Regions from separate parts of the Mus musculus genome. Here all the other regions are linked to region 5. A link is a loop called in an ENCODE intact Hi-C map of the cell type or tissue named here. Cell type or tissue: heart. All regions are shown on one strand.

The links. A loop is a pair of places that touch in the nucleus more often than their neighbours do. Peaks named below come from ENCODE experiments on the same cell type or tissue, not always from the same donor. Only the 100,000 strongest peaks of a DNase experiment are listed, where the experiment ranks them.
Region 1: a loop joins it to region 5, with 2.9 times the contacts of the local background. A loop is called at or near these places in 2 of 42 quality-filtered maps.
Region 2: it touches region 5 in a loop (4-fold over the local background); 19 of 42 quality-filtered maps call a loop at or near these places.
Region 3: a loop joins it to region 5, with 2.1 times the contacts of the local background. A loop is called at or near these places in 4 of 42 quality-filtered maps.
Region 4: it touches region 5 in a loop (2.5-fold over the local background); 2 of 42 quality-filtered maps call a loop at or near these places.
Region 6: a loop joins it to region 5, with 2.0 times the contacts of the local background. A loop is called at or near these places in 14 of 42 quality-filtered maps.

What each region holds. Positions count from the first base shown.
Region 1 is chr19:36,917,013-36,922,012 of GRCm38, reverse strand. Fgfbp3 (fibroblast growth factor binding protein 3) reads left to right here and starts at 2,414. Exons shown (of 2, transcript NM_028263.1): 1 at 2,414-2,441; 2 at 2,736-4,463. The coding sequence starts at 2,797. The coding sequence ends at 3,549. In heart, a CTCF peak has its summit at 2,862; a DNase peak (open chromatin) is centred at 3,012; H3K4me3 peaks cover 2,102 bases; H3K27ac peaks cover 1,824 bases.
Region 2 is chr19:37,048,919-37,053,918 of GRCm38, reverse strand. All of the region lies in intron 9 of Cpeb3 (cytoplasmic polyadenylation element binding protein 3), which reads left to right. Among named protein-coding and RNA genes, the nearest start is that of A330032B11Rik, 120 kb to the left of the region's middle. In heart, a CTCF peak has its summit at 3,038 (motif pointing left); no DNase peak of the experiment used is centred here.
Region 3 is chr19:37,075,707-37,080,706 of GRCm38, reverse strand. The region is part of intron 7 of Cpeb3 (cytoplasmic polyadenylation element binding protein 3); the gene reads left to right. Among named protein-coding and RNA genes, the nearest start is that of A330032B11Rik, 96 kb to the left of the region's middle. In heart, no CTCF peak of the experiment used is centred here; DNase peaks (open chromatin) are centred at 1,906, 2,406 and 3,276.
Region 4 is chr19:36,923,408-36,928,407 of GRCm38, reverse strand. It overlaps Btaf1 (B-TFIID TATA-box binding protein associated factor 1), which reads right to left and starts at 2,329. Exons shown (of 38, transcript NM_001080706.1): 1 at 2,007-2,329. The coding sequence starts at 2,020. In heart, a CTCF peak has its summit at 2,440; a DNase peak (open chromatin) is centred at 2,307; H3K4me3 peaks cover 2,798 bases; H3K27ac peaks cover 1,759 bases.
Region 5 is chr19:37,206,706-37,211,705 of GRCm38, reverse strand. Cpeb3 (cytoplasmic polyadenylation element binding protein 3) reads left to right here and starts at 4,235. Exons shown (of 11, transcript NM_001290827.1): 1 at 4,235-4,411. It overlaps Marchf5 (membrane associated ring-CH-type finger 5), which reads right to left and starts at 4,161. Exons shown (of 6, transcript NM_027314.3): 1 at 3,802-4,161; 2 at 833-1,035. The coding sequence starts at 3,836. In heart, CTCF peaks have their summits at 1,763 (motif pointing right), 3,065 (motif pointing right) and 4,110; DNase peaks (open chromatin) are centred at 3,265, 4,135, 4,475 and 4,945; H3K4me3 peaks cover 3,029 bases; H3K27ac peaks cover 2,251 bases.
Region 6 is chr19:37,066,369-37,071,368 of GRCm38, reverse strand. Cpeb3 (cytoplasmic polyadenylation element binding protein 3) reads left to right here. Exons shown (of 11, transcript NM_001290827.1): 8 at 3,078-3,196. Among named protein-coding and RNA genes, the nearest start is that of A330032B11Rik, 100 kb to the left of the region's middle. In heart, a CTCF peak has its summit at 1,889; no DNase peak of the experiment used is centred here.

The DNA of each region.
Region 1 (5,000 bases), 290 kb after region 5:
TTTCTCTGTGTAGCCTTGGCTGTCCTGGAACTCACTTTGTAGACCAGGCTGGCCTCGAACTCAGAAATCCACCTGCCTCTGCCTCCTAAGTACTGAGATTAAAGGCGTGCACCACCACCGCCTGGCTTTCTGAGAAATTTAAATACATCTGTGAAATGTATTATGAAACTTTCGTTAAGAGTTCCTGTTTTTTTATCATTAGTGTTCCTTAATGTCATAGGTACCAATATGTTTTTATTAAAAATTTAACTGGTATAGCCAGGCAATGTGGTGCATATCTTTAATCTCAGCACTCTGGAGGCAGAGACAGATATATCTCTGTGAGTTCGAGGCCAGCCTCGTCTACAAATCAAGTTCCAGGACAGCAAGGGCTATTACCCAGAGAACCCTGTCTCAAACATGAAAAAAACAAAACAAAATGGTATAATTAATACCAAAATTAGATAAGGAAATTAAGTGCTGAGAGGTGAAAGGCCTTGAACACACTAAGCAAGTCCTCTACCAGTGAGCAACATTCCTGTTCCCTAGAGAAATAAAAGCTGTAACAAAACAAATCAAAACCACTTTATTATTACTTGTGTATAATGGAGGGGCTTGTATGCACTGATCAGAGATCACAGGACAACCTTGTGAAGCCATTCCTCTCTGCCCTCACATGGGTCTCCCCAGCCTCTTGGCAATATACTCTTTTTTTTTTTTTTTTTTTTAAAGATTTATTTATTATATGTAAGTACACTGTAGCTGTCTTCAGACACACCAGAAGAGGGCATCATATCTCGTTACAGATGGTTGTGAGCCACCATGTGGTTGCTGGGATTTGAACTCTGGACCTTCGGAAGAGCAGTCGGGTGCTCTTACCCACTGAGCCATCTCACCAGCCCCGGCAATATACTCTTAAAGTAAAAAAAGACCACATACTATGGAGCTAAAAGTGAGATGAATATAAAATCCCAAAGCTTAAAAATAACTTTGCTTAAAATACAAGGTCACAGTCAGATACACAATAAACTCAAGATCCAAGAGACCCTGTTTTTAAAAAGGGAGTCTTCTAAGATGGCTCAGCAAATTAGAGACTTGCTGCTAAACCTAACCACCTGAGTTGAATCCTTCAATTCTTGAGACTTGCAAGGTGGGAGGAGATAGTAGACTCCTGAAACTTGTCTTCTGACTTCCTCACGTATACTGTAGCATTTGAGCACACACACCAAGTAAACAATAAACAAATGTAAAATTCTCTTTTTATTTTATAAATGTTATATATATATATATATAAACCTTGGGCTGGCGAGATGGCTCAGCGAGTAAGAACTCTCTTCTGATGGTTCTGAGTTCAAATCCCAGCAACCACATGGTGGCTCACAACCACCCATAATGAGACCTGATGCCCTCTTCTGGCACATCTGAAGACAGCTACAGTGTACTTATATATAATAATAAATAAACCTTAAAAAAAAAACAAAACAAAAAAAATTTGCAGGTGGGTGGCGGTGGTGGCGCTTGCTTTTAATCCCAGCACTCGGGAGGCAGAGGCAGGCGGATTTCTGAGTTCGAGGCCAGCCTGATCTACAAAGTGAGTTCCAGGACAGCCAGGGCTACACAAAGAAACCCTGTCTCGAAAAACCAAAAACAAACAAACAAACAACAGCAAAATTAACCCAACCCAAATTCTATCCTCCTACAGAGGCATACAAAGAACAGATTACTACTTAAACATTACACCACTTGAATTTGTATTACTTTTCTACCACAAAGCAAATCATTCCTTTTAGGACCTTTGAGTTCTGAAAAAATATTTAGAACTAATCTATCATATCCCAAATAGTTAAAAACCAAAATGTCCCTACTTGGATGTACTGATGAAAATACAGAACTGAGTGACATGATAAATAGAAAGACTGAAAATAGTGGGGCCTTTGAGATGACTCAGTAGGCAAAGGCACTTGTCACCCCACCGGGCCCTACAAACTGAGTTGGATCTCTGGGGTACACACACACAGAAGAAATACATGCAATGCAAAACGAAAAAAACCAAAACAAAACAAAAAAAAACCTGCAAATAGCATCTGGTTCTGAATATTATTGTTTCATTTCATCTTTCTTAACTATATATAGACCAGATAAATATGTACAAGTTTCAAAAGGAAAGAAAGTTTTGTTAACATTTGTCTTATTTTCAGCGGTGAGAGCAAAATACAGCATTTTATATTTCATGTCACATGGCTGCTTCTATCACTTCCGCGTGCTTCTGCACGCGGGTGTATCTTCTGTGTGTGTTAGCAGTGGCCGAAACCTACTGAGAGAAGTCTGGGAGGGGCATGAAGGGGGAGGCCCCTTCTGTCCCATTGATAACAGGTTCATTCACAGCCGTTTAAAACAGACTAATCCCTTATGCAGTCATTCGCTCTACTCCAATAGGGCCCTTCCACCTCTTCTAGAATTCGGTAAGCTAAAAGTACATGTATCCGATTAATCTGAAATAATTTTGTAGACAGTTTGGTGACGGGTGGAGGGTGTGTGGTTGCGTGATCATTAAACTTCATTTTTCTATTTTAGTGAATGTTAAAAAACGATTCCTTAAACATTAAGTTGTTCCCTTAGGACAGACAGCTCTTTAAAGGGGCTTCTCCCTGCTAACTGAGAACACTGGTTTCGGGAAAGTCCGGTCAGGAGAGTTGGCAGGTTCCTGTGTCCAGGGAGAGGGCTGAGCGGGACTCATCCGTAGCCTTCATTCGCAGATCCTAGGATGCTCCTTGCCTCCTGTTGCCTGCGCTGAGGTCCCAGGAATCCCAGAGTGGCATGGCCAACGCGGGCATGAGTCCTCCGAGGCCGCGGGCGTCGCTCTCCCCGCTGACGCTGCTGTTGCTGCTGGGAGGCTGCCTCCTCTCGGCTGCCGGGAGGGACAAGGGGGCAGCAGGCAGGGAAGTGACCCGGGCCTCCCGACCCACGGTCGGCTCCTCCGGTCGCTTCGTGAGTCCAGAGCAGCACGCGTGCAGCTGGCAGCTCTTGGTACCCGCCCCGGGGACGCCGACTGGCGGAGAGCTGGCCTTGCGCTGCCAGACCCCGGGCGGGGCGAGTCTGCATTGCGCCTACCGCGGGCATCCGGAGCGCTGCGCGGCCACCGGCGCCCGGCGCGCGCACTACTGGAGACGGCTGCTGGGCGCGCTGCGCAGGAGACCACGGCCCTGCCTGGACCCCGCGCCGCTGCCGCCACGCCTGTGCGCCCGCAAGACGGCTGGCTCAGACCTGCACTCGCCCGCTCACCCCAGCCTACCCGCGCGTCCCAGCGAGCCGCCCCGGTCCAGGGCGCGGAGCCCGGCTCGGTCGCGACAGTCGGTGCGGTCCCCAAGCTCCCAGCCGGAAAAGAAGCCCTTGCTAGTGAAGTCCAACTCGGGCGGGAGGAAAGCGGGCTCAGACCCAGTTCCGGAGCCTCCTGCGGCGGCCGGATTCCAACCCAATGGGCTGGACCAGAATGCCGAGCTCACTGAGACCTACTGCACCGAGAAGTGGCATTCCCTTTGCAACTTCTTTGTCAACTTCTGGAATGGCTGAGGCTGCGGGCTGGCAAGGGGCACTAGGGGTAGGTGCTGAGAAGCAGAGGGTAGCGCAGCCGAGGCGGGAGATGTCCTTGGACAGGGAACCGGGATGGAGAATAAGCTAGTCGGCTAGTCGGGATTCCAAAATGGGTCAGGGGTCAGGGTAAGAAGAATCTGAAGCAGCTGGAGAGGGCTTTTGTTTTTTATTTTATGTTTATTTTTATTTTTTAAAGCATCTCAGCTCTGATTTAAGAGCAGAAGAAAAAGTGGAAACAAATAGATTTATATCAAGTATGGGAAAATTGTAGACTAGGGAGAGAAGCTGAGACTAGCAAGAATGAAGTGACTAAAGAGGTGAGAATCTTTCCTAGGAAGTGGGATACAATGTATATCAACACATTTTCATTAAATGTAACTGTGAGTAAGAACCTGAACCATGTTGAATATTTCAAGATCTTCTTGGTTTTCAACTTGAGAAAATGAATACCCACCCACCCCCCTTTCTGGATTGTTATGAACTCTGGGTGTGACTGGCATCACACTTTCTATGTAGATTAAAACCTTATAGGTAAATAATAAATCTACGACTGGATTATCAGGACAATTGCTTTTCAGTCCCTTTGCTACTTTTTAACTGAATTTTGAGCCTACTGTCCAGAAAAGTTCATTAACTACCTAAAATCAGAAGTGAATTTTAGAAGTTCAGTGCTCTCTAGATCTCCAAATACAAACAAAAACTCCAAGCCTTTAAATTTTGATTACTCTTTTTAAAATCAGCTAAAATGTAAACACGTATCTGGGTCATTTGGCCCTTCATCTCTTCTGTGATTAAATTTAAAATGTGTGTGTTTTTTAAATATGTTGTAACAACTGTCTTTAATTAAAAACAAAAAAAAAAACTGATTGGATTTAAAGAGTTGTAAAATGATGGAAATTCTGCTATTTCTTTCATTTGTTTATTTTTATTTTGTGGGTGTGTGTGAGGTTATGTACCCCGGGCATGGAGGATCCTGTGGGACAGACAAGAGAACATCCCATCCTTTAGAAATGGGTCTGAGATCTGCCACGTGGATGCTGGGAATTGTACTCTTTGGCCCCTACCTAGTCTACTAAGTATATATACCTTTATTTGAGCACCCCATCATCTGTGTGTGGGGTGTGTGTGTGTGTGTGTGTGTGTTCTTATATGTGTTTACATGCATGTATGCACACACAAAAGTCAGAGTATACCTTGCCTCCAGAGTTAGTTATCTCCCTCTACCATATGGGTCCTGGGGACTGAACTCAGGCCTTCTGCCTTGACTGGAGGCTCCTATGCCAACTGAGGTGACCTGTGGAGTTCCTAAACTTGTTTTAAGTTTTAGGTGAGATGCTTGTGCTCTGCAACCCGGGCAGGCCATGACATGAATGCTGCAATCTTCCTGACTCAGCTTCCAAGTGGCTGGGGTTAAAGGCATGCCCCACCAT
Region 2 (5,000 bases), 160 kb after region 5:
TAGGCAATCAGAAGCCAAGCTGTGGCTGGGGACTGTGCCTGGGAATCAACTTCTGCCTCTAAGCCTTCCCAGCCAGGTGGGATCTGACTAGTTCTTATGAGTTCCAGAAATGAATGATAATTTTTTAATCATGATTTTGGAGAAGCTCTTGTTTTGTGGTGGGTGTTTGGTGTAGTACTGGGGATTGAACCCATGACTTGACACAACTAGACAAGTGTTCATATCCTCAGCCCACCTTCCGCATTTATTCTGACAGCCTCACAGAGTTGCCAGGCTGGCCTGGACTCACTGTGTAGACCAGGCAGGCCTTGGAATCCTCCTTCCCCAAACTTTCAAGTGGCTGAGATTGCAGGCCTGTACCACCTGGCCCAACCTCTGCTGCTGCTGCTGTTTTGTTTCCAAGGATAAAACAGTTGTGCTGCTGAGGGCAAGCTGAGTCCTAATGAACTAGAGACTTGAGGGGGTATTGAACCGATGCTTCACTGTTTAAACCTGGAGACAAGTCATGAGCAGTGACACATGCCTGTCAGCCACGCACTCTGGAGTCTGACACAAGATGCTTTTTAAACCTGACTCTTGCCTGAGCTACCACTTACTGAGTGAATACAAAGCCAGCCTGAGCTACACAGAAAACGCTGAAGAATTCTCAACATTATTTGAATTCTAACTCCAGTCTACACATTAAAAACAAACAAAACTTTACAACTCTATAAAGGTATCTTCCTAAATTTGATGCTCACACTTGTAACTCTAGCACTGAGAGATTGAAGCAGGGAGAGTTTGAGTTTTGGGCTAAACCGAATGGGATACAATCATAATTCTATTCTGAGGAACTTTTAAAATATTTTGATTATGGTAATTTTACATTATTTCTAAAAGTCAGAGATTTTGGGGTCTGCTTTTTCTTCTAATGAAAAACTATTCCAAAAGAAAGAAAGCAAAGCAGTGAGAGCCCTCTTCCTTAGCCAACACCACTTGGTAAAATCTAGGAAGGGCCACCTCACTGGGAACAAGGAGGCTGAAACATGACGCAGCCTTTTGATCTGAGTTAGATGGGTGTTTGCACAAAGAGGTGACGTGAACAGGTGGGTGCCAAGAAGCACTCGCATCCCTTGTGACTGTCGCTGTGCGAGGCTGGAGAAGGACAGGAACCCTCACTGATATCTTTCACTGCACATGGATTTTACAGTTGGACAGTCACTGCTGTACACTGCAGTGACTACAATGCAGTGGAAGTTGTTTTAAGGTTTGACCCCTGCACTCTTTCTACATGAGAATCTTTAAAAGTCCTGAAACTGGACATGGAGACACACACCTGGAACCCTAATCAGAAGACGGTGGGCCTCCAGAGTTCCAGGCCAACTTGTCTCAGTGAAGCTGTCTAAAAACAATGCCCCACAATCATAAAAAGTACCACTAGCTTTTAACTAGTCAGGCCTTGTCTTTAAGTCACTAGAAGCGCAGCTTATAAGCTACATTGTACCCAGTGTTAAATATCAGCAGGATGCTGCAAGCTCTAGGATCAGGCAAGAATGACATCTCTGCAATCCCTGTGTTTGGAAGAAGGCAGGAGGAGCAAGAGCTCAGTATTATCCTTAGCTGCATAGTAAGCTCAAACAAGCCTTCTCGGAGTGCAGGGCGGGGGAAGTATTTTAAAAAGAATTATATCCAGGTATCTAATCAGAAATAAGATTTGTGTTCTTTGCCTAGAGAATATACCTATAATTAGGATTGAATTTCTTTTCTTTTTTCTTGGATTTCTTTTCTTTTTTAAGTTAGCTATTTTTGTCTTAATTGGTTTGTTTTGGTGGCTATATAACAGAGATCTAGTCACTCGGTCTTCTGGAAGTGTCCCTCAGCACACTTGACAGTACTTCTAGAGGGCAGCTGGTAGCTAGGTGGATAGGAAGCCCACTGTTTAATAGATAAGCCAGGGTGTGCCATCCTGAACTGAGTGAGTATCTCACTGTTGTGTTAAACAGGAAATTTTATATAGGAAACCAAAGTTTTCAGAGCAGAACACAAGAGACATATTGACAGTCGAAGACTGAGTCATATATATTCTTTAAGATTTTGAAATTTGGTCTTGAAATATTGGACTTTTTAAAAGGTTTGTTGTTTGTTTATTTGTTTATTGTGCCTGCCAGAGTTTTTGAGCAGCACATGCTCACGGGTGCCTGTGGGGGCCGAGGGCCGAGCTGGAGGCACAGGTGCTTCAGTCATGTGACATGGATGCTGGGAAAGCAGACCCGGGTCCTCTGCACAAGCAGTCAGTGCTCCTAACCCCAAGCCACTCTCCAGGCGATGAGTGCTTTCTTTACAAAGTATTCTAAAGTCCTTCCCTGGGCCTCACTCAGTAGGTCAGGCTTTGGCTGTTGGGATAAATTTCACTTTATCCTTGGCCGAAACCTGTCCTTTAACACGTCAGAGTGATTGGAATGCCCCACCTACACTATTCCTTTAGCTCCTTTGAGGTTCTTGTTTGCTTTACTTTTGACATTGTGAGATAGGGACTGTGATCACTGATCGGTTTCCTAAAGTTAGCCTGTATCCATCCTAATAGAAAGTCCTCTAAGAAGCAAGTACTGTCCTGAATGGGCTGAGGGTATCCATCTAATTAAATATTCCTACTCTTTGACAAAATCTTTTTATCTTTTTAAAATTTTATTTATTTTTTAATTTATTTATTTATTTTGAGACAGTTCTTACTCTGGTGACTGTGTGTCACCAAACTCATAATCCTCCTGCCAGGTGTGAACCGTCATACCCAGGTCAGGTTGGTAAGGGAAGTCACAGGCCTATCGAAACTAACCTGAGCATGGAGAAACCCAATGAAGAGCATATCTGGATGAGATTTCTCATCCATCAGTTGTAGGTAGAGGTCAGTGCACATCACTCTCATCTCTTGCCCCCTTTCTATTACTCCTATGAGTAACAGCAGCAAGCTAAGAGTGACTGCTCCAAATCTGGTGTTTCTTAGATCTGGATGCCTTTCACCTTGAGGGGGAAGAAAGCTGTAGGTAGATCCATCCTGCCCCCATGTGGCTAAAGTTTGCATATTCTTTAGAGTCTACAAAAGAACTAAGCAGTTTGCTTTTCTGCTGGCTACAGAGACAACCATATGCTGACCTTTGGCCATGTGATAGGAGTAACATCTTTTCCTGAATGCCCATTCAGGAAAAGCCCTACGGCATTAGGACATCTCATCTCCAGTACACACACGCCTGCACACCTCTTCACTCAGACAGTAAGTCAGTGTCAGGCTGAGGGTTGTGAAGGGACCAAGTGGAGGAGACTGAACCATCTCGCTCCCCAATGCTCTCGACTTCATTCGCATGTGCGCTTCTTTCATTCCGTCTTCTTGATTTAGGTGTCTGATTTGGGGACCACTAAAGTAACTAAGCTTTGGAATCTCTTCTTTCAAACCATGCTCTTCACTTGATGACTTCTTCCAGCATTGATCAGACTTGGCCTTGCAGAGCGGCGGCGTCTGGAGAGGCTGCTGCCTTGAGCTCCAAGAGCCTTTTATGGTGTCTCTATTACGGCGTCTCTATTATGGCTTCTTTGTTCTTCGTTGACTATTGCTCTGACCATTCTCCCCTTTCCTTTCTTTTTCACCCTGCTAATAGTCCATGGCAGATCTTGAAGTTTTCTTCTCCCTACCCCCAATGCCGTATGATGGCTTCTATGTCCAGATAAATGCTGGAGAGAGTCTACATCTCAATGTGTCTCACGTTCATGTGGTGCAGACATTCTGCACAAATGTTCTGGCAGTTCACCTGAGCTGGGGATGGCATCGCATTCTGACTTGTCACCATATCCCTTTCTGTTCTGTGAGGTGGTAGATGACCAAAAGTGCTGAATATCAAGTTTCTCAGCAGTAGACGTTTCTCATCCAGTCCCAAGTTCAGTCTGAAGTGACCAAATAAACTCCAGGTTTGAAGTGCTTGTAAAGCCAAGGACTTTGTAATGCTGGTATGTGTTCCACCTCTTCTTCCCAAACAAACCTTTTGTCTACAGATCCTGTCAGACATTGTCATATCCACTACAGACTGAGCCAGCAGAAAGCCAAAGTTAGGCTAGGATGAACTGATGTTTATAGAGCAGAGAGGAAGCCAGCTTAATTCAAAGCAAAGATTTACAAGCAGGGAGGAAACAAAACGAAGCAGTCAGGTGTCACTGTGTTCTCAGCTGTGTGCTTGGAGCCGGCTCATTCACCATTCACATTTATGATGACCTTGAGAGGCTATAAGCAGTAGACTTGGCATTTTAGAAAGTAGGAGCCATTATTCAAGTAGCGTGTCAAGTCTTTCTTGTTTCTGTGCTTCAGCTCCAGGCTTTCTGTGCTGATGAAAACTGTTTTATCCAGGGAAGATCTGGGAGGGCGGCTAGTTAAAGGAGCAATTTGGCACCAGTTTGATTTAGTGAAATTAAAGTTCCCTTTCTGACTGAGTGCTTCAATGCCATCCATCTAAAAATGTTTTGGGGTTCATCTGACAGAGTAAAGGTCTGAACATGCCTCCTCTTGACCCCTCGTGAACTAGCATAAAGATTATGGGAAGCCCAGAATGTTCATGCTCCTTCCTTCCAGAAGCCAGGATTGCCTTGTCGTCCTGAGGGGCTTCATGCCTTGTTCCTGCCCGTTTTATGTGTTATCTCCAAAGAGAAAAAGTGGACTTCCGGGTCACGGGGATCCTCATTCCTCTGCCGCCCTACTTGGTTCTCGGTGTTCCAGTCTTAGACACTGCCCTTCAGGCTGGCTTTGAACAGCAACTAAACACGAGGAACAGAACCCCAAGGCAGATGGGAGTGGGGAGAATCAGCAAGACTTCCTTTCTGGTGAACTAAAGGTTTTTTCTTATCTCTAAAGAATCAGGAGCCGATCCAGGGAACCATGATGGGTTCAGATTCAACTTCAGAAGTATAGTCACCACAAAATGGAGTTCATGAGAACTGTATGCTTCCCACAGCTACATTACTCTTGCTTCCCTCTCTGGTGT
Region 3 (5,000 bases), 130 kb after region 5:
CATTAGTAATAATACTTATGTTCATGTATTCTTGTCTGTATCCTTTTCTTTCAAGTTGTTTCCTTTGGGCTAAATTAGAACTACTTAACTAGAGATGAAGATCTTAATGACTCCGGATTTGATGTCACATGGTTTCCCAAAGCAACCGCTTTGTAAAGTTTATGCTAATTTGGACATCTGCACCAAGTTTTCTCTTTAGTTCCAAGTCGGATAAACGGCACATTGCAGCTGTGAACTCACCTTTTCGCTTCTTTGTTCAGCAAATAATGGACCTCTGCAGAAGCCAGGGCCACATTGGTATGAATCATGTACCTGAAGTGATTCAGTCTTTTTTTGATCCAGCCTGATTGGCTGAATCTTGGCTGCTTCCTGCCATCACTGCCCATCTTAGCAGAGTCTCATAGGGGAGCTTAGGGTGACCTTGAAGTCCTGATGGCTCTGAGGACTTATATTACAGATATACACTACTATGACCAGCCGGACTGTCTTGAACAGGACAGAAGAATCCTTTTAGAACACTGGTACTTCTTTTTGTCAGAAACTCTTCACCCAGGTTTCTGAATAGGCTCTCTTTCTTCCTTCAGGTCTCTGCTTAGATGTCACCTTAACAACAACAGTCATCCTAACGTCTATAGCTAAAGTAGCTGTCCCTCTGCCCTCTGCTTCCCCTCATAGTTCTTTCGTTCCTCATCCTACGTTTCTTTGAAGTACCTATCGTCTGCCTTGCAAACTAGAATGCAAGAGCCTGGTGTTTCTTCTTGTTTCACTCACTGCTCTGTACCGAGCACCTCCTACCCCTGGCACATTTGCCTCGAATAGTTTTTAAATGAATGAACTACAGCATTGCAGGTGATGAACAGTTTCATTCCTTGCTCAGAGAGTCAAAGCCCATCACATCCTAGAAATGGAAAGTTCCACCTTACCCAACCTTCATTTAAAGCTGAAATAGGAAGAAGAGAAATGTCTTTTTATTAGTGTGCAGTTTTTATTAGACTGACTTGAACCTGGAATATCGATAGTTGGTGTTATTTTACCTAGTAAATAAAGGAAGTGAATTTTTAAATTCATTCTTGCTTAGAAGGGAAAGCATGCTTAGGCTAAATAGCCTGGTCCTCTGTTGTTCTCACATAAGCTGGAGTCTTTCCAAAGAGCTGTCTTAAGCGTGTAGTAGGTCTGAGTTGTCTTTTGTCCATAGCTTACCTATAGGCTTCTGCCTCTGCTGCTACCTCATCACTTCTGTACCTGGGTGGGATGCTTTGTGATGGAGTTCTTTGCCTGGACCGAGCACAGACACTCAGGTGCTGGCTCAGCTCAGGGGCACGGCTGTAAGTGACTAGCAGAGTATAAGAGGAGCTTGGATATGAGCAGGTGGTGTGGAGGCTGTGGTAGGGGTGGCAGGGCAGCTCGGCGGTGTGTACTGGGAGCTAATCCTCCATTGCAGTCCTCTGCTGAGAGTCAGCTCAATTGTCCTCATGTTTCTATTTGAGTTCCAGAGAGGACATCTGATTAGTCCAGTTTATGTTTTAAGACTTGGCTATAACGTAAGTTATTCCCAAGGTAGAGCCCTGGATTTCATGACTGCTATAAAGGAAAAGCTTGGTCGTAACTTCCTTGAGCACAGAGCTGTGAATATTCCATCTGGGAAGATAACTTGGCCCAATAACGTAGTGGTAGATATTCAGTATAACCTCTCAGTATCTTCTGGAGAATGTCTCTCGTCCAAAGTTGCTGCCTCTGGAGCTATAAAAATGTCTCCCCACCCTGGACTTTTTCTCCTTTCTGCACAAAGCAACTTCTCCTGATATGGCTCTAATCTAACCTCTTAGGAAGGAATGGAACCTATAGGACCACACAGAGAATCTAGCCAGAGAGAGTACTTTGCCATTGTTGGCAGAGGCTTCCGGGCAAACACAAGGGCAGGAGCCAGCCTCAGATATTGGGCAAGAGATAGCTATGTACTTCTGAAACCCTGCAGAATCTGAGATGCCAGCAATGGAGGAGGCTGTAATCCACAGCTTACTTGGGTAGCTGGTACAAGCTTTCTCAGTCTGGGTCACAGGTCCAGGTGCACAGAAGTAGACACAGGCAGGCAGTGTAATACAGTGACTCAGGTGTAGACTCCCTTCCACTTTCAGAAAAGCCTGTGCATCTTAAAAAAAAAACATATATTTTTATTCTTTTTTATGTGTGTAGTTATTTTGCCTGTATGTGTTTCTGTGCTTGTATGTCCATGCATCATGTATGTCCTGGTGCCCTAAGAGGCCAGACAGTTGACAGCTGGTGTGTGGGTGCTTAGAATCAAACCCAGGTCATGTAAAAACATCAGCTCTTTAGCACAGAGCCATCTCCTGAGCACCAGAAGCTATGCTACTGAGCGGCTTTCAGCTGCAGTGCTGGAGTTCCCTGTGCTGCGCAGGCTGGCTTGCCTGCTGACCTTGTGACTCAGCCATGCAGTTGTGATGGTTTATGTAATGCCAGCATGACTTGTGAGCCTGGCAGAAGGCAGGCCACGTGGATTCAATCCACTTTGAACCAGCCAGCTAAGATAATACTGTTTGAGGGACAAGAAAGGGACAAACAGGTCGTTGAGTGACTATAGCAGGCTGGAGTGTGGCATCTATTTCATTTTCCTTCAATTGGTCTAAAATCTGACTTTGGAAAGACAGGTTTGCAAATGTTATTTTTCCCCTTGTAGATAATTTGAATGAAAATAAAATCTAGTCTCAGATTCCACGTTTTTACACCTTCTGGGTTATGTAAACATTAGTCAGGAAGCCTAATGAATTTAGCATGTATTTAATCTTTCACACTCTATAATACAATAAATACTTTGAGTAATATTCTTTTATTTTCCTTTCATAAATGTAGGTCTTGGCTGACAGTTCTAACACTCTGGTGAATTATGAATATATTTTAATATTTTATATACTTGCAGTTTTCATTCCAGGGAATGTTTTCTTGTGAAAACATTGAAACTGCACTGGACTGTAATGAGGTGATTTTTTTTTTTGTCTTGTCCTGCTTAGACAGATGGAGAAGCTTCTATTTTAACTTTTGAGACCATAGTACACTCCCACTTAGACTGTTGTATTAAACACCTGTCTTCTCAGCATTGTACTAAAGTCCAACTGGGAACTTGGTTTTTGTGAACCATTTACAATTTAGGGAGCTGTACTGGAAGGAGAACAGCATTCTGGGCATGTAAGCCACAGGACAAAGCCTGAGCAGCTACAGAAATAGAGACAGTGTGTCCGAACGAGGTCACAGTGGTACATGCTGTGCCTGGGCAGAGATGCTAGAAAAGGGCAGGTGCTTCATCCCGGGAAGCTGTAAGTACTCCTCATGAGGACTCTGCTTGGAAGCTGTAAGTACTCCTCATGAGGACTCTGCTTGGAAGCTGTAAGTACTCCTCATGAGGACTCTGCTTGGAAGCTGTAAGTACTCCTCGTGAGGACTCTGCTTGGAAGCTGTAAGTACTCCTCATGAGGACTCTGCTTGGAAGCTGTAAGTACTCCTCGTGAGGACTCTGCTTGGAAGCTGTAAGTACTCCTCGTGAGGACTCTGCTTGGAAGATAGCACCTGTCAGAAACAGAAATGAAATGCAAATTTGTCAGGTGAAAGAGAGAGGATGTTTCAGTTTTGGTCTGGACTTACTGTAGGATTTTAGTAGGACCAAGACTGAAAGTATGACCAAGAAAGAGTATATTAAGTAAAAGGATTGGAAATGGGAACATGGGGCTGGAGGAATGACTCAGTCGCTGAAGTGTTTGTCATGTAATCGTGAGGACCTGATACCTGTTCACAGAAACCACATCAAAGGTCAGGTGTGCCTCTTCTCCCAGCATGGGAAGGGGAAGACAAGCGGGTCCCTAGGGCTTGTTGGGCAGCCTGTTTAGTCCAGCCATCAAGCTTCAGGCCAGGAAGAGGTCACCCAAAGTTGACCTGTGTCTTGCACAAATGTATACACATGTGCACACACACACACATACATATAAACACATAGGCACACAGGCATGCATACTTACACCCATTCATGCCCACACGGGTGGGGAGAAGAGGAGGAGGAGAAATAGCTACGAGGAACTGTAAAAATTATTGATGCTAACAGTGAACCTGGGTTGTCTTCTAAAGAGAGTAGGTGCCCAGAGTCTTGAAGGGGAAACTGTTACAGAGAGAAAATGCATTGTCACTGAAATCAAGAACTAATCTGAGGATATTAAAGTCAGAGGAGAAAAGAATTTAGTGTCAGAGCTTAGGCCCGAGGACATGTGTCTGCTGAAAACACAGCTGGCCAATTGTTTGAGGGTGAAGGAAAAGCAACAAATATGTGGACAGATATCAGACATGGAGTCTCGGGAAGAGGTGCCAACAGTTACTAGCTGTTTGACATTTAGCATTGAGTAATTTAACCCCTGCCTGGCAGTGTACTCATCTGAGGTAGTGCCTCTCATTGGGTTTTTCAGATTAGATAAGACAGTACACACAAGCACTAACATAAGTCTTAGGACCAGTAGGTGTTAAATAATATGCCCTCCATGAAAATGTAGTACCTGGTAATAATAAAATCACCCAACTGGTTTGGTCAGTTCCTCCCAAACTCCCAACCTGGTCTCAGTTTTCCCTGGTCAGGTGCTTATTAGAACTGACAGTGACTTGAAGGGACAGGCTGGCAGGCTTCACAAGGCCCTCTTTATGATGAGAAAGTGTAGTTACATAAACAGCTTTAATGCTAACTCTCCACGTCATTGCCCCAGACTGCAGAAAGTGCTCCACCAAGTCTCCATTTCGGGCGTGCGTCTTCTCAGGCATCTTGCTTTCCTGTCACTTCCAGCCGCTCCCACCCCTGCTCACCCACAGCCAGCCTACAAGAAGCAGTTGTTGGTGTAGTAAGAAGCAGAAAATGGGCTGGAACTAATGTGTATTTCAGCTCCAGGAAGTAAATGTAGTCTGACTCCAAGTGGCACGTTTAGGAATCCAGGAAGGTGAGCAAGTGCATTTGC
Region 4 (5,000 bases), 280 kb after region 5:
GGGTGAGGTTAAGGGGTCTTAAAAATATAAGGTTTCTCTACAGTTATGGGCATTGACATAAACAGAGCAAAAGTATTTATTTGATTCTGGCACACGATCTCCATTTCTCAAACTACATTCTGCCTATTTTACATAAAAGTACTTAAAGGAATCCCCACTTCCACAATAGCAACGAGAGAAAAATGGAGCTTACTCAGCACAGACTTATGCTTAGTGCATGACATCAGACCTGAAACTACAAAGTTTGTTTTTCAAACTGAATCCACAAATATTTTTAAAAGTCCAATACCTCCTCCCAAGCAAGGCATCCAAAGCCTTCGCTTACATTTAGATTACTAAACTAAGCATGGAAGAAGCTTCTATAAAATGTGGCTGGCTTTAATTATGGCAGTGAGTTTTAAAAAAAAAAAAAAAAAAACAGGAACAACAAACAGCAGTTCTCTTTGAAAGCAGATCATGAGGACCAAAAGCCTTTAAAGCCCACTCTTTCTTTCAAAAGTTGGATCTATAGATTAGTGCTAAGCGAAAAAGATCAATTTTTTTAAAGCACTATCATTTTGCCTCTATAACGCTTTCCAACATTGTACAAATATAAACCTACTTCACGAAAGGAAGTACTAATTCCCTTAAATTAAAAAACCCTGAGAAGGCCAGGTAACACCACATCTCTAATCCCAGAACCAAAGCTCCTTCTGAGTTCGAGGCTAGCCTGGGCTACATGAGCCCCTTGTCTCAAAGAAGAAAGAGAAGACAGAAAAGAGACTTTAAATCTCATGCTCATGTACCAACATATTTCTGGTGTATATATTTATGCATTTACATGGAAGATAAATTATAAGATAAATCTATCTGTACTTGCAGAAATAAATGCCACTTGTATTCTCTTAAAGCAGTTTCATAGGTGCTGAAATAAGAGTCTTTCTCCCACTAAGTCTGCTTATGAAATAAAAATTAGCTGTCCCTACTACCAGTACCTAGCAACTCCCTTCACTCAGCTCCCATGGGATTCTCCCACACACTATTTCATCAGTTACCTAGGGAGTGTGTGACTTGGGTTACTCCTTCCTTATAAGAGTGTGCATAAAGGAATGTGTTCAACTAATTTCGAAAAATTAGTGAAAGCTGTTTATTTTCGTCATTTATCTCCCTCAGTCCATTTGGTGAAAGGACTCAATTCTCATTATCTCATCATCCCTAAAGGACTTTGGTAACTCTTAATGACTAAACACGGAGAGACCATCCCGACGACTTAAACGTCAGCGGGACACCAAAATCATTTCCAAGTTTTCAACTCATTCTATCATCAGAAGCTACACAAGTTAAATGTTTATACGTCTTTCCATAATTTTCCCAGACTCTTCCACGTGGGCAAAATTTTACAATAATTTAAGATCTGTGATAACGCTTGGGGAAAGATGCTAAAATAGTCATCTGCTTAAGACCACACGCTGATTGACAGAATACTTACTGCTTAACAAAAAGGAGGAATTAGACCTCAAGAAAAAAGTGAGCAAGACTATACCCGTTACGCTGTAAATTTTTTTTAAAATTTAGCATAACCAGATGGTCTCTTAGATAACAGTGTTTCAACCCCCGCCTCCATCGACAGTTACTACCAAGTTTTGCCGTGAAATGGTGGTTTGGGAACAGACTTTGATACTACGAAAGAAAAAGAAAAGAAACTCGCCTAGAAATTCAAAGAGGGAAGAGAAACCAAAGAGGAGCAACGTGGTGAAGAAAAAAGAAAAAAGGAAAAAAGAAAAAAAAAAAAAAGCCAGATCGAACGCGCCGAGTCACATTTAACCAGGAGAAAAAGCGCTTCGTGAGCCGACTTCTCCGGGTAACCCGAGCCCAAAGCGCCTGCCAGCCGAGGGAAGCCTCGGAAGTCTGGGCGAGCGAACGAGAAGCAGCGCTCACGCCCCGCACCGTCGCGCCGGGAGCCGACCGACAGCCTCGCCCGCCCGCCCGCGCGCGCTCCCCGTTAGCTGACGGGCGGCGACACCCACCTGGAGACCGCCATGGCCGGCGCCGGCGGTTCGGAACTCTCAGGGAGCTACACGCCGCGCCGCTCCGGCGTTCGTTTCCCGAGCAGAGCGGCGCAGGCCCAGGCCGCCGGGCGCAGGGCGGCAGGCGGCGCGGCGTGGAGCGGCCCGCACGGGCCTTCCGGCATGTGCCGGCCACCGGAGCTCGTCTCCGCAGCGACCAGGGTCCCACACACGGGCGGAGGCGGCGCCGCTCTGACCCGCACCACTTCAAACCGGGTGCCCCCAGCCCCGCTCTCTGCTGACGCAGACGCCGGCACGCCGGACTTAGCGTCTGCACGCCGGAAGTGACGTCACCGGCACGTTTTCCCCCCCCCCCCATCCCCACTCCCTGCCGGCGAGCGGAATGTAGCAGCGCCCCGCGGCAGTGGGAGCGGGTTGGCAGCGTGGATCGGGAGCCCGGCTCCCAGTCTTTAAGATTAATGGGAGAAACGGAAAGAGGTCTTGATCTTCCAGAGAGCGATAAAGATCACCTAGCTAAAGTTCCGAAAGTTCCAAACCTCGGTCTCTAAGTGCTCTCTCCATCCTGACCCTACTACCCAGCTAGGCGGCTTCCAAACAGGAACAAACTGGAGAAAGGAGACTCCGGCCCAGGTCGCGATGCTGTGGGCGGGATGAAGTCAAGAAGGAAACACTGCCGAGGGCTGGCTAGGGTGGTGCAGGCCTATAATCCTAGCACCTGGGAGGCTGAGGCAGCAGATTGTGAAATTGGGGGTCAGTCTGGGCTACAAAGCAATCTCCGGGCCAAGAATTTGCAGTGTGGTTCCGCGAGGAAGAGGGTGGGAGGAGGCTCAAGTGTGTGTTTACTATTATTTACCATTAAGTTCTGCATAAATGGTGAAGGGACTGCTAATGATTTTGCCTAGGCCTATCACCCTTCTTCCCGTCTTTTCCTCCTTCCGTCCCTCCACTGCCAAACACTCCTCTGTAAACTACCATAGCCTTAGAATTTGTTTTTAATGCCAGTAGTCAAACTAGTATTTCTCTAGTTTCGGCAAGCCCAGTTTATAGGCCACTGACAGATTAATCATCAAAAGCACCTGTCCTGTCGCCCTTCCTTATAAAACATGCCCACTAGCTTCTTGTTACCTATTTAGAAGTTATGTCTCAGGCTTTGAGTCTGCTTGTCATCTGTATGATGAGAAGCACTGTAAAAGGTTGTGGAAGGTGGGGAGGGATGTCATGAACCCAGGAAAGTTCACAAGAACTTGGTGAACTGTAAAATAGATCTGTATAGGAAAAGATGAACTAAGTACTTGCTAAAGTATTGCACAGGTGACTAACATTACCCCTTACATTACAAGGCAAAGCTATAAAGTAGTGTGATGTTTTTCCACGGTGGGGCTAGAAGCCCAGGATTTGGGTTCTATACGAAGTATAGAAGAGTGTTTTGAGCAAGAGAAATGATCTAGTTTACATTTTCTATATGTTTTCCCTAGTATCAAAAAATATAGGTCCAGGGCTGGAGAGATGGCTCAACAGTTAAGAATGCTGGCTGTTCTTCCAGAGGTCCTGAGTTCAATTCCCAGCAACTACATGGTGGCTCACAACCATTTGTAATGGGATCTGATGCTCTCTTCTGGTGTGTCTGAGGAGAGGGACAGTGTACTCATATAAATAAAACTATATATATGTATATATATATATATATATATACACATATATACACACACACATATATATGTATGTATACACACACACACACACATATATATATATATACATATATATATAGTCTAAAGCTTTGAAGAGAGGAAAGGCCTATTGTTATCAACTTGGTTTTTTTCCCCAAAGGCAATAGATTTTTAAAAAATGTGTATGTGTGTAGCTTCTGCCTACAGAGGCCAGGGGGCCAGAGACTATCTAAAATTCCTGGAGCTGAAGTTACAGGTGGTTGGAGCTTCCTGAGAGAATTGAACTCAGGCACTCTGGACCAGTCATGTGCTCTTAACTACTGACTTTGATTTCATTTTGTGTTGGTTTGGTTTTTGTTTTTTAAAGACAGAATTACTCTGTGTAGCCCTGCCTGTCCTGGCACTCCCTCTGTAGACCAACCTGGCCCTGACCTCCTGCCTCTGCCTCGTGTGTGCTGGATTTAAAAGTGTGGTGTGCCACCACCACCACCACCACCCTGGCTGAACTGGCTCATTTTTAAGTCCTTTCTCATAACACATAACAACTATGTGTCCAAAGAACTTTTATAATATCACTAAGTTTCATTTCTACATCTGGGAAGTGAAGAAAATAATGGTGCTGATGGAGTTGGTAGGGACTAGATGGGAACACACAGCACTGAACCAAATGACTGCCGAATAAGCACTCAACCCTACTCATTAAGCCGATGAGTCCAGGGACTGGCTCATGCTAGGCACAGTGCGACTCTGAGCTAAACCTCCATTTCTGATGACTCCTTTTGTTAACAGCATAGCCTTGAACGAGTTACTTAATTTCTGTATCTTAATTCCTCAACTGTGGAGTGGGGAAAATAACACTAGTTCACAATTTTTGACAGTATGGTTGTCTGAAGTTACACATAATGGAATTGAAAAGAAATCTAGTGCATTATAGCACTTATGATACCAGATCCCACCAGCTTCTAGGTCAGTGTTCTATAATGAAATACATTTATAATTCTATGGCATGCTGACTTTGAGAAGCATGGCACTGACTACTAGACCTATACATTTCTTGAGGATCCATGTATATCCCCAGTTTATAGTGGCTGTAGAAACACACTCTGCCTTACTCCCCTGATTTGATACCAGCTCCACTCAGTCCCTGAGCCAGAGCCACCTCTTGAAGTTCTTGGAACCAATGGTCCCTGCCTATAAGACCTCTCAATGCGAGGGAGCTGCCCCCTTACAAAGCCAGGACCTTGGCCAGGCTCAAGTGCTTGACAGATTACCAGAGATTGTGCTTTGGGATCTGTGATGGTGGTTGGAGGGGTTAAGACTAAGG
Region 5 (5,000 bases):
TCAGAAAGACCATCTATCTCATTTGAGACAAGGTCTCTCATTGGCCTGATCAGCTAGCACAGACTAGCTGGGCAGTAAGCCCAGGGATTATCCTGTTCCTGCTTCTCTAGCACTAAGGTTACACGTGTTATGAAAACGAAACTCGGGTTCCCAAGCTTGCCAGGCAAACACTTTACTGATGAAGCTGTATCCCCAGCCCTAAGTCACCTCTCTTGTTACATCCATAGTGTGTCATAAAGTCCTTTTCTTCTCAAATAAAAATATTTAATGTACTGACAAACAGGCAAGTCTGGGGACTTGTTAAAGATATTGTAAACTGTTAGCAAAATAAGTGTCTGACATTTAGAGAGAAAAAAAATAAATTCACAAAAAAGCAAAGATAAAGAAATCATTTAAAAATAAATCCAAGGAGCTGGAGAGTAAAGAGCATTGACTGCTCTTGCAGGGGAACTGGAACGAGTTCCCAACACTCACATGGTGGCTTACAACCATCACACTCGAGCTTCAGGGGATCCAATGCCCTTTTCTGGTCTCCTTGGGCACTAGGCATGCACACAGCCCATACAGTCATGTAGGCAAAACACTCATACACATAAAAACCTATCAACCAATCAACCAACCAACGAGCTGGGTGTTGTTGCTCATAATGGCAGCAATTGAGGAGGATGAGGCAGGAGGACTGTCATGAATTCCAGGGATACAGAGTGAGACCTTATCTCAGGTCTTCACCTCTTCCTTCCCCCACCCCAAAAAAAGCTTTTAACTACGGGGACACACACACACAGAAATAAAACAGTGAACATGTCTGTGTTGTTCTTCCATTAGTCCTTACCCAGCTTTGGAAACACTATTAAGTACTCGGCGTTGCACTGAGGACAGGCCACTCTGGCTGTGCTGTTTCCTCTTTGCTTTTCATCTACCCAGCGCTGGAGACAAGCCTGGTGAACCCACTTAGTAGATCCTCTGCACCTGCATGGTCTCACCCACTCAGCTGTTCTATCATCTTCATCGGTGGCAAAGCACACCCAGCAACTTCTGTAAATTAAGAAAAAAAAGTTTTATCTTTAGGGTTCCAGTCTCCTTCCTGCATGAAGCTCTTAGCTAATGGGATGGAACTATCATGCAGTATTGAAGAAGTCCTGTAAAAATTACAGAGCCAAACAACCAATCTATTTCCAGTAGAGCTTTTCTTCTGGTTTGTTTTTTATCTTCCACTACAGAACCTATTTTTTGAACTTTGTTTTTATCTATCTTTTTTTTGGACTCCATCTTTCTAGTAATTTCCCCTGACTAGTAAACTAGCATACAGGCACAGTTTCAAGTATCTTCTGCTTATTAAGACCTCTTGAACTTAGAAAAACAAAGTGCTAGTGTTTTCATATATAGTTCCCCTACCCTTCAGGCCAGGATTACAAACATTCTAGGCAGAATGTTCTGAGCCATATTCTCAGACCATTCAATTTTCAACTGAGGAAACCAATTTTTAAAAAGCCGACTCCGTTTTCTTAATGGTAAAGGATAGCTATAGGAAGAAAAAGGACATCACAACAATTTCTTTCCAAGTTCAAGAGGTCCTTTTTTTTTTAAAGATTTATTTATTTATTTAATGTATGTGCTTACACTATAGCTATACAGATGGTTGTGAGCCTTCATGTGGTTGTTGGGAATTGAATTTTTAGGATCTCTGCTTGCTCTGGTCGGCCCCACTTGCTTCGGACCAAAGATTTAGTATTATACATAAGTACACAGTAGCTGACCTCAGACACACCAGTAGAGGGCGTAAGTAGACAAGTAGGGCTACATATACCAGAATCATTATCAGTGTTAAAGTAAGGAATGGGAATGTGGTTCAGTTGTACCAGTGTTTATCTAGCATGCATGGCACTGGATAAACAGAGTATGGCAGAGGCAGGAACAGTTGGATGGGGGCAGAAAGAATGTAAGAGTTGTGAGACGAGGAGCGCTGTGCATTTGGTCTTCTGGCCTTGTGCTTACACACCTACCGTACCTGTGGTTATCTGTGTAAGATCTACACACTATTGCATCAGGGATAGAGGAGGGACTCAAAACTCCAGGCCTACCCTGAACTTTGGATACTGCTACTAGAGGAGGAGGGAGTAAATTTAGTGTTGTGCTAATAACACGCCCATGCTCTTGTAAATAACCTGGACCCATGCTTATGCAAACAATCCTAATTAAATTTAATGGAACACACACACACACACACACACGCACACACACACACAGAAACGAGGGGGTGATGGGACTCGGAATGGGAAAGGACTTGGGAAGAAAACGGTAGGTAGAGGATGGAGGTGAGCTAGGGTGATGGGAGAGGAAACGACTAAGTTATGTACATTCTAAAAAGGATAGCCAGAATTCCCAAGTTTCTGTAAATGTTTCATGAGCACTCACTGGCTTTTATGAAAACCTCTGAAGAATACATGAAAAGCCAAGACAACATCTAGACAGAAGAATTTTTCTAAGTGTCGTCACGGAAAAGTGAAAGTGGGATGTCATCAGAGCAAATGATTAACTACGCAATACAAGGATTGCGTCTCATATAACTGGAATCGATGTGGCAGGCAGTAATCTCTCTGGGCATACTTAGTATGACACATCTAGTCAAGTATGATAAATTATAATGAAAGGAAAACTTGAGAAGTGACCAGACTTCTAGACAACTGGAGAAACGGACAAGTTCATTAGTTGTAGCAGAATAGCTGCTAAGTACCAGAGATTTAGGCTAAATCCTGTCATAAAATATGAGGGTGTAACTTCTTGCCTTCCCTGATGGATCTTTGATGCCCACCTCCCAGCCCCAGTAGTTAATGGCTATAACCTCAATCAAGAGAGGGCCTTCATTTAATAAGTTTCAAAGCTGAATCTTAAGTGCATTGAGAGCATCACCTGCTGAAGTGGGTGGCCAGTTAGTCTATTTAGAGTTGCAAGCAACCTCAAACATTATGAATTAGATCGACCAATTGGTCAGAACAGCAAGCAGCTGCCTTGGTGAAAAGGTGGATTTAATTTAGTTTCCAAAAACTCACTGGCTGGAATTTAAACGGCAGAGGGCAGTGCTGTAGACTTTCTCAAAGAGTTTTAGTGGCTGGAGACCCCAGGAATGGGCAACTGGTCCCAGTACAAGCCCAAACGTGTCTGGGAACTTAGCGATCGTCAAGTGTGCTACGTGTTCAATGTTGCATGCTTGTGGCTGTTTTCCATAACCTCTACTCTAGTGTGACCGACCGTTAAGGCTCCCTTGTGGATATTCTGACCTTACGGTTTGGGGGTAGGGATGGGATTGGGGGAGGGTGGTGGGGGAGTTGGAAAGAGAAACGAAACCCAGGCTTTAAAAGAAGGAATGCCTATCCTTGCATTGTGAAAGTGCAAGGGACCAGTCTCCAGAATGACAATCGGGTACTTCCCAGTGGCGTCGCTGTCAACCCCTTTACTACATTGTCCGGGGAGGAGGGGGAGAAATAGAAACTAATACTATGGGTTAACAATAGCGCCTCTTCACCTCAAAAAACAAAACAAAACAACAACCAAAAAAAAAAAACCCAAACAGGCTGGCGGCCAAAGTAGACCTCCCTCCTTTAACTAAGTTTCAAAGTCTACGACCCTGACCTCTCGCCCGCTCTTCTCCCCAGTGCCACCTCCAAACTCAGAGCCCTTTTCCCGGCCTCCGGGCCGTGGAACTCTCGGCGGACGCCAGGATCCCCGCTCTCGGGGCCTCGAGGCCAGCATGGGCAGGCCCAGGACGAAGGCCGGCAGTTCCCGGCCCCACGTTGCTCCTACCTGTCCAGCATCTGTTGAAGGGCTTGGTCCGGCATCTTCCGCGGAGCCGGCGAGCTCGGCCCTCGCCCGCAGCCCCGCTCAGGGCCAGGCCCCGGGACAATAGCACTGAGAGGCGGCGGAGTAGGCCTCAGTCCCGCGGCGGCCGCGGACCCGCCACACAGCCTCCCGGCGTGGCTCCCAGAGGCCCGCGGTGGCGCTGCGCGGCCGGCGGGCGACCGCAGAGGGCGGCGGGGAGTGAGGAGGAGGAGCCTGGGGCCGGGAGGCGGCGGTCGCGGCCCGGGTTCCTGCCGGTCCGCCCAGGGTTCCGGTCCATGGACCGCCGGGGCGCCGAGCTGCTGCCGGCGGAGGAGCTACCTCTGTGAGGTAAGAGTCGCCGCCTCCGTGCGCGCCGGGGTCACGACGCAGGGGCGGCTCGGAGCAGCCTGGGAGATGTAGTCCTCGGACCGTCCCCGCTAGAGGCTGCACAGCCCGCCGGGACCCCCGCCGCCGTGCCCGCCGCCGCCGGGCCGGCGCCCTCCCGTTTCCTTCCTCCAGGGGGAAAAAAAAATGTCCTTCGGGCCGCTGTCCGGGAAGCGGCAGCATGTGGCGCTCCGCTGTCAGTAGCAACAAGGTCAGCGCCCCTTCTCCGCGTCTTGTCCCCTCAGCTCTCGCGCTCAGGTGGGACAGAGCCAGGTGAGGGGTGGCGGCGTGGAGGGCCAGTTTCTGGGCCGGGTCAAGTACGCCGGGCCGCGGCGGCGCGAGGCCGGGCGCTCGGGTCAGCCTCGGCCGCGTCAGAGCCCATCTTCGGGGAGGGACAAGTGGCTTAGTGCGGGGCTGCTCTGGAGGGGCGTGTGGGTAACCCGACTGTTCGCACCGGCGCCTCTGTGTGTGTGTTGGGGACATAGGAGAGCATGGGGGGTGGGACGCGAGCAACCACTTTGCCTGTCCAGGAACCTTCTCGGTTCTGGTGCTGTCGCCCAGCCTTCGAGGGCTTGCGGGCAGCCTCCAAAGGGGACACGCTGCTGAATAAACAGCCCTTGCTTGCTCAGCTGTGGGTTGTCAGGAGTGTTTGTTTCTTTCCGCAGCTGGTCACCGTTAACCATTCCTAAGGCTCCTTGACACTTCTAAGCAGGTGGATCCCGGCCGAGGGATCAAAAAGGGAAGAAGTGACAAATCACGCCTCTGTCTTCTCTGACGCCGGAAGGGATAGCTTTGGAGGG
Region 6 (5,000 bases), 140 kb after region 5:
CATTGTATATTTTTGGCTCCTTTGTCAAATATCAAGTGATTCTAGCTGTGTGGTTTTATTTCTGTGTCTTCAGTTCTATTCCATTGATCAACCTGTCTGTCTCTGTACCAGTACCATGCAGTTTTTATCACTATTGCTCTGTAGAACAGCTTGAGGTCAGGGATGGTGAATCCCCCAGAAGTTCTTTTATTGGTTTTTGGTTTGTTTGTTTGTTTTGTTTTTTTGTTTTTGGGTTTTTTGTTTGTTTGTTTGTTTTTGAGACAGGGTTTCTCTGTATAGCCCTGGCTGTCCTGGAACTCACTTTGTAGACCAGGCTGGCCTCGAACTCAGAAATCCGCCTGCCGCTGCCTCCCGAGTGCTGGGATTAAAGGCATGGGCCACCACGCCTAGCTAGTTCTTTTATTGTTAAGAGTTGTTTTCACTATTCTGGGTTTTTTGTTTTTCCAGATGAATTTGAGAATTGCTCTTTCCATGACTTTGTAGAATTGTGTTGGAATTTTGATGGGGATTGCATTGAATCTATAGATTGCTTTTGGTAGGATGGCCATTTTTACTTTGTTAATTTTACCAATCCATGAGCAACAGTCAGGGCAGACCAGGACAGGGATAACAACTGGACTGTAACAAAAAGATTAAAGAAAAATAAAAATAAAATAAAATAAACAATGTATAACAGAAAGTCAACACTTGTATGATAGTGTGATATTCCCATTTTTTTGTACATATATTATCCAACAGGTTAATATTGCTGTAAGATAAAAGGACAAATGTGTTCATTTTACAGAAAAAAGACCGATGAGATTCAAATGTTTTCTATTACAGTAAATGTTTTCATCACTTATGACCTCAAACCAGCCACTTAATCACTACATACAGTTCTCTGAACTGTGAAAAAGAATTAAAAATAGTACCTGCTTTGTAGGCCAGGAAGACCGAATGAGCGCATAAGCACAAGGCCTGTCCATCAGTACTTGGTGTATCTAAATGCTCACTAACTGTTAGCCGCCATTATCACACAGCTAGTAAATGTTATGGTAGTAAAAGACTTACACCCAGATCCTGACTCCTAATCCATAATTATTTGTCATTCCAATGGCCAATAGACATGATGATCAGAAAGATAATTCTCCTTTAAAAAGAAAAAAGGAACTGAAAAAGAAGTGTTTGGATCTCCCAACACAATGCAATAAAAAACGTTTAAGAAGAGAGAGGCACCAAGTCTCAGAATCGGATCACTCCATTGTGCTTATGCATCGGCTTCTCATCACGTGGTGCCACAGATTATATAACTATTCCATGTCAGCTTAAAATTATGTTGCAAACAAGGTGTCAAGGCCCATGCTAGTCAGGCCAACTCTCCTAAAGCTGAAACAGGAAGATGTCAAGTTTGAGGCTAGTCAGGGTTACACATCCAGTTTTAGGCCAGCCTGGTATAGCCAGACCCTGTCTCAACAAGGAAATATCATACACACACACACACACACAAACAAAACAACCCCCCACCACTGACTATGTCCATGGAAATCCTTCAGTTAATATTGATGTTTGCCAGTCAAAGTGAAGATAGTAAATGGTTGTCGGTATTCCCTGGAGACGGAACATCTGTACCAAAATCCTCTCCCATCCCACCCCAGGGCTCAGAGAACATCTATCCAGGAAGACAAGGCCGAAAGAATATAAAAGCCAGAGGATGGAGAAGAGGCCTATGACTGCTGTCTTTGGGATATGACATGGTCATTGCACTCATGAATTCACCACAGCTTTGGTTATTTGCATAGGACTAAGCCAGTCAAAATTCCAGCCCACCTTAGCTAACAGCTGAGGAGCTATTAGCTGTTGGGGGCTACTGGCTGTGGGAAATTAATTTTTCTTTCAGAGTGTGCCACTGGTAGTTTGCCGATGTTCCAGTAGATGGCCTCGCACCTGTACACATGTGGGCATACCTAATTGGACTCTGTAGGTTGTTTCAAAAAGAGGGTGAGAGAGAGGAGAAGGAGAAGAGAGAAGGAGCAGGAGGAAAGAAGGAAGCGGGAAGGAGGAGGAGGAGAAAGAAGAAGAAAGAGGGAGAGAACGGCATAAGCTGGGTGGGGACTTGTTGGGAAGGGTCTAGGGGTGCTGGAGGAGGAGAGGAGGTGGGTACAATTAAAGCATCGTATACTAGTATGGAGCTTACAAAGAAGGAATAGTAATGAAATATATCTTTAAAAGCTTTAAGAGAAAAAACTGCATTTGTAGTTTGTAGCTTCTCTCAGGAGAATACTCTTTGGGGAAAGAGCACCGGTAATGTGCAAATACACACCAGGCCGCTGGGCTGGTTAAACAGCAGCTTTGGGAAGTATAACTCACATAGTGTACAGTTCATCAAGTCAATGTGTGTTATTCAGTAGTTTTCCATATGCTCTCAGGCTTGTACAGCCATCAGTCACCAGGATCAATTCCACCACACCAACTCCTCTAGTTATAGGTAGCCATTAATCTGTGTTTTATTGTGATTTGCCTCTTCTGGACATGGTGTTTTCTGTCTGGCTACTTTCACTTAGTACAGTATTTTAGTATTTTCCCTGCTGTGCACTAATCAAGATTGTTGCTTACTGGATGGAAATGATGCTTATTTCCTGGATACTATTTGTAGCTTGCACCATTCACAGTGTACCTTAATGATGAGACCTATTTTGTGGAAATTCCATAAAGGTATCTGAACTTGCTCTCTTGAGTAGTTCTGAAAATTAAACGAAGTGATGTTAGAGCAGCACCCAGATGTCAGAGTAGCATGTGATTTAATCAAGCAAGACAATTGTCTGTATGCACCAAGTACAGTGCCTAGCACAGCAGGGTCTTAGGTCCCTTTGCCCCACTTGAACATCCAGGGATTAGTAAGAATTTACTAACAGTGGCACAACAGGCTTCCTAATTTGTAGTCCAGACTAGTCTGTAACTCCTTATGTAGCTCAGGTTAGCACACATGGCAGCCCTCCTGTCTCAGCCTCCTGAGCACTGAGAGTACAGATAATATTCTCACTACAGCTTTTAGGGTGAAGTACTGATCTCTCCCACCGTTTTGTTTCTTTCTCCCCAAGGCTATGCTTTCCTGCTGTTCCAGGAGGAGAGCTCAGTGCAAGCTCTGATAGATGCCTGCCTGGAGGAGGATGGGAAACTGTACCTGTGTGTGTCCAGCCCAACCATCAAGGATAAACCGGTAAGTGATGCGGAGTCAGCTGCTGCTTTCCCAGCGTGTGTATGTAGCTTCTCCTGGTCATAGAAATGCAGTAATTAGGAGCCTAGTGCCTGGGTTGACCTTGCTGTGTAGAGCTAAGATTGTTGCTGATGATGAGAAGTTAGGTAAAAAGTACTCAAATTCCATGTTTCACTTTTGAGACCAGGGGTAAATAAATGGGTCCTTGACATCCACTTAAAGCTTGGTAAGCTAACTGCTATTTAGACACTGAATTGAGGTGGACGATGCTCTTAGTGGTTCTGACAGCTCTTTTCTGTCATTATTTCAAATCAAGGACAAGAGGAATTTATTTTTTAATGTCCTTGAATATATGCTTTATGCTGGGTTGTATCACAGCTACCTGATGGGTGGGCCAGCAGGTCACACTCTAAATGGACAGTTTCAGCAGGGCAGGAGAAGGGCTGGGCAGAAAGCATGGCGCTGACACTGTAAACAAGTGTGTGCTCGTCCAGAGTTTGTGGCTAAGAGCCTGTGACTTCTGAGCTATTGTAGTGAGTAGAGAAGGGTCAAGACTGTGTTCAAAAATTTTAAAAATAAAATAAAATAAATAAGCAAATTCACCAGGGGCGGGGCGGGGGGAGACTGTGTTCAAAGCAGAAGAAAGGAATCTAGTTAACTGGCAATGGTAGGAATCCATGGGAAGTTGGCAGGGGCAGAGTGGGATGAGTTTGTGTGTAAAGGCTCAGTCCTCAGGGTGGGAAACAGCAAAAATATCAATGTGAAATGAGTGGGCAAGTGGCTATAGCTCTATCTAGGGCCTAGAGCAGCCACTGCACGCTTTCATCAGAGATATTGGGGCTCACTTGTTTAGCTAAGTATATTCTCAGAAGTGTGTCTATGAAGACTTGGGTTAGATGTGTGAGCTTGAGTCTTGACTCCATTACTTAGAACCAATACTGAGTAGCCATCCTGTCATTTCCTAAACTAGAAAATAGGAAAAACAAGTCATTCTTTGCTGGGTTTTTTGAGAGAAAAATGAATGTGGAAGCACTCAGTAGAGAGCAGGTACTTGTACAGACTAACTCTCTGCTGTCTGTCAGTCAGTCAGTCACAGTGATGTGGTTCAGGACAGGTCAGTTAGAGCTCAGCCCTGTGGCCATACCTTCTGGGAAGAACAGGGCTTCCCACTGGGACTTGGCCAGGAGAATTTGTATCTAAGTAGAAGGGGGAATTACTACAGAATGGGATTATTGAGTCATGGCAGAAAAGTTAATAGAGAAAAAGAAATAAGGATTTGAGACATTTTAAAAGTGTCATTGTAATTGTTGGTTCTGGGTCCATTGCCACATTTTGATAGCAGTCATGACATTGTTGAATGTTGTACAGGTGGGGAGACAATAGCGAGGGGAAGTGGGGAACCTGTGTTAACCTTGAGCTTTATTTCAAAGCTGTGTGCATGGTGTGGGAGATGTGAAGGCTTACTGAGAGAAGATCATGTAATACATCATCTGAATAACAGTTAAACCAAAAATTACTTAAGTCCCTTTAGAGTTGTATGATTAGAAACTTTCTACCAAATATAGCAGTGAGCTGTCTTTAACAGTCAATCTGCAGAGATGCCCCTAGCATTCAGTGAGAAGGCAGCAAGCGTGAACTAGGAAGGCTATGGCAGAAGGAGCCACTCATTGTCAGAGAGGGTGCAACCCATTTTATATGTAAAAAGGCAAAGGGAGAGAGGTGCATGGTGACATCATCATGCCCACACTAGAGAACAAACTGTAGGACTGAGATGAGACGAGATGAGCTCAGGGCTCAGAACTCCATG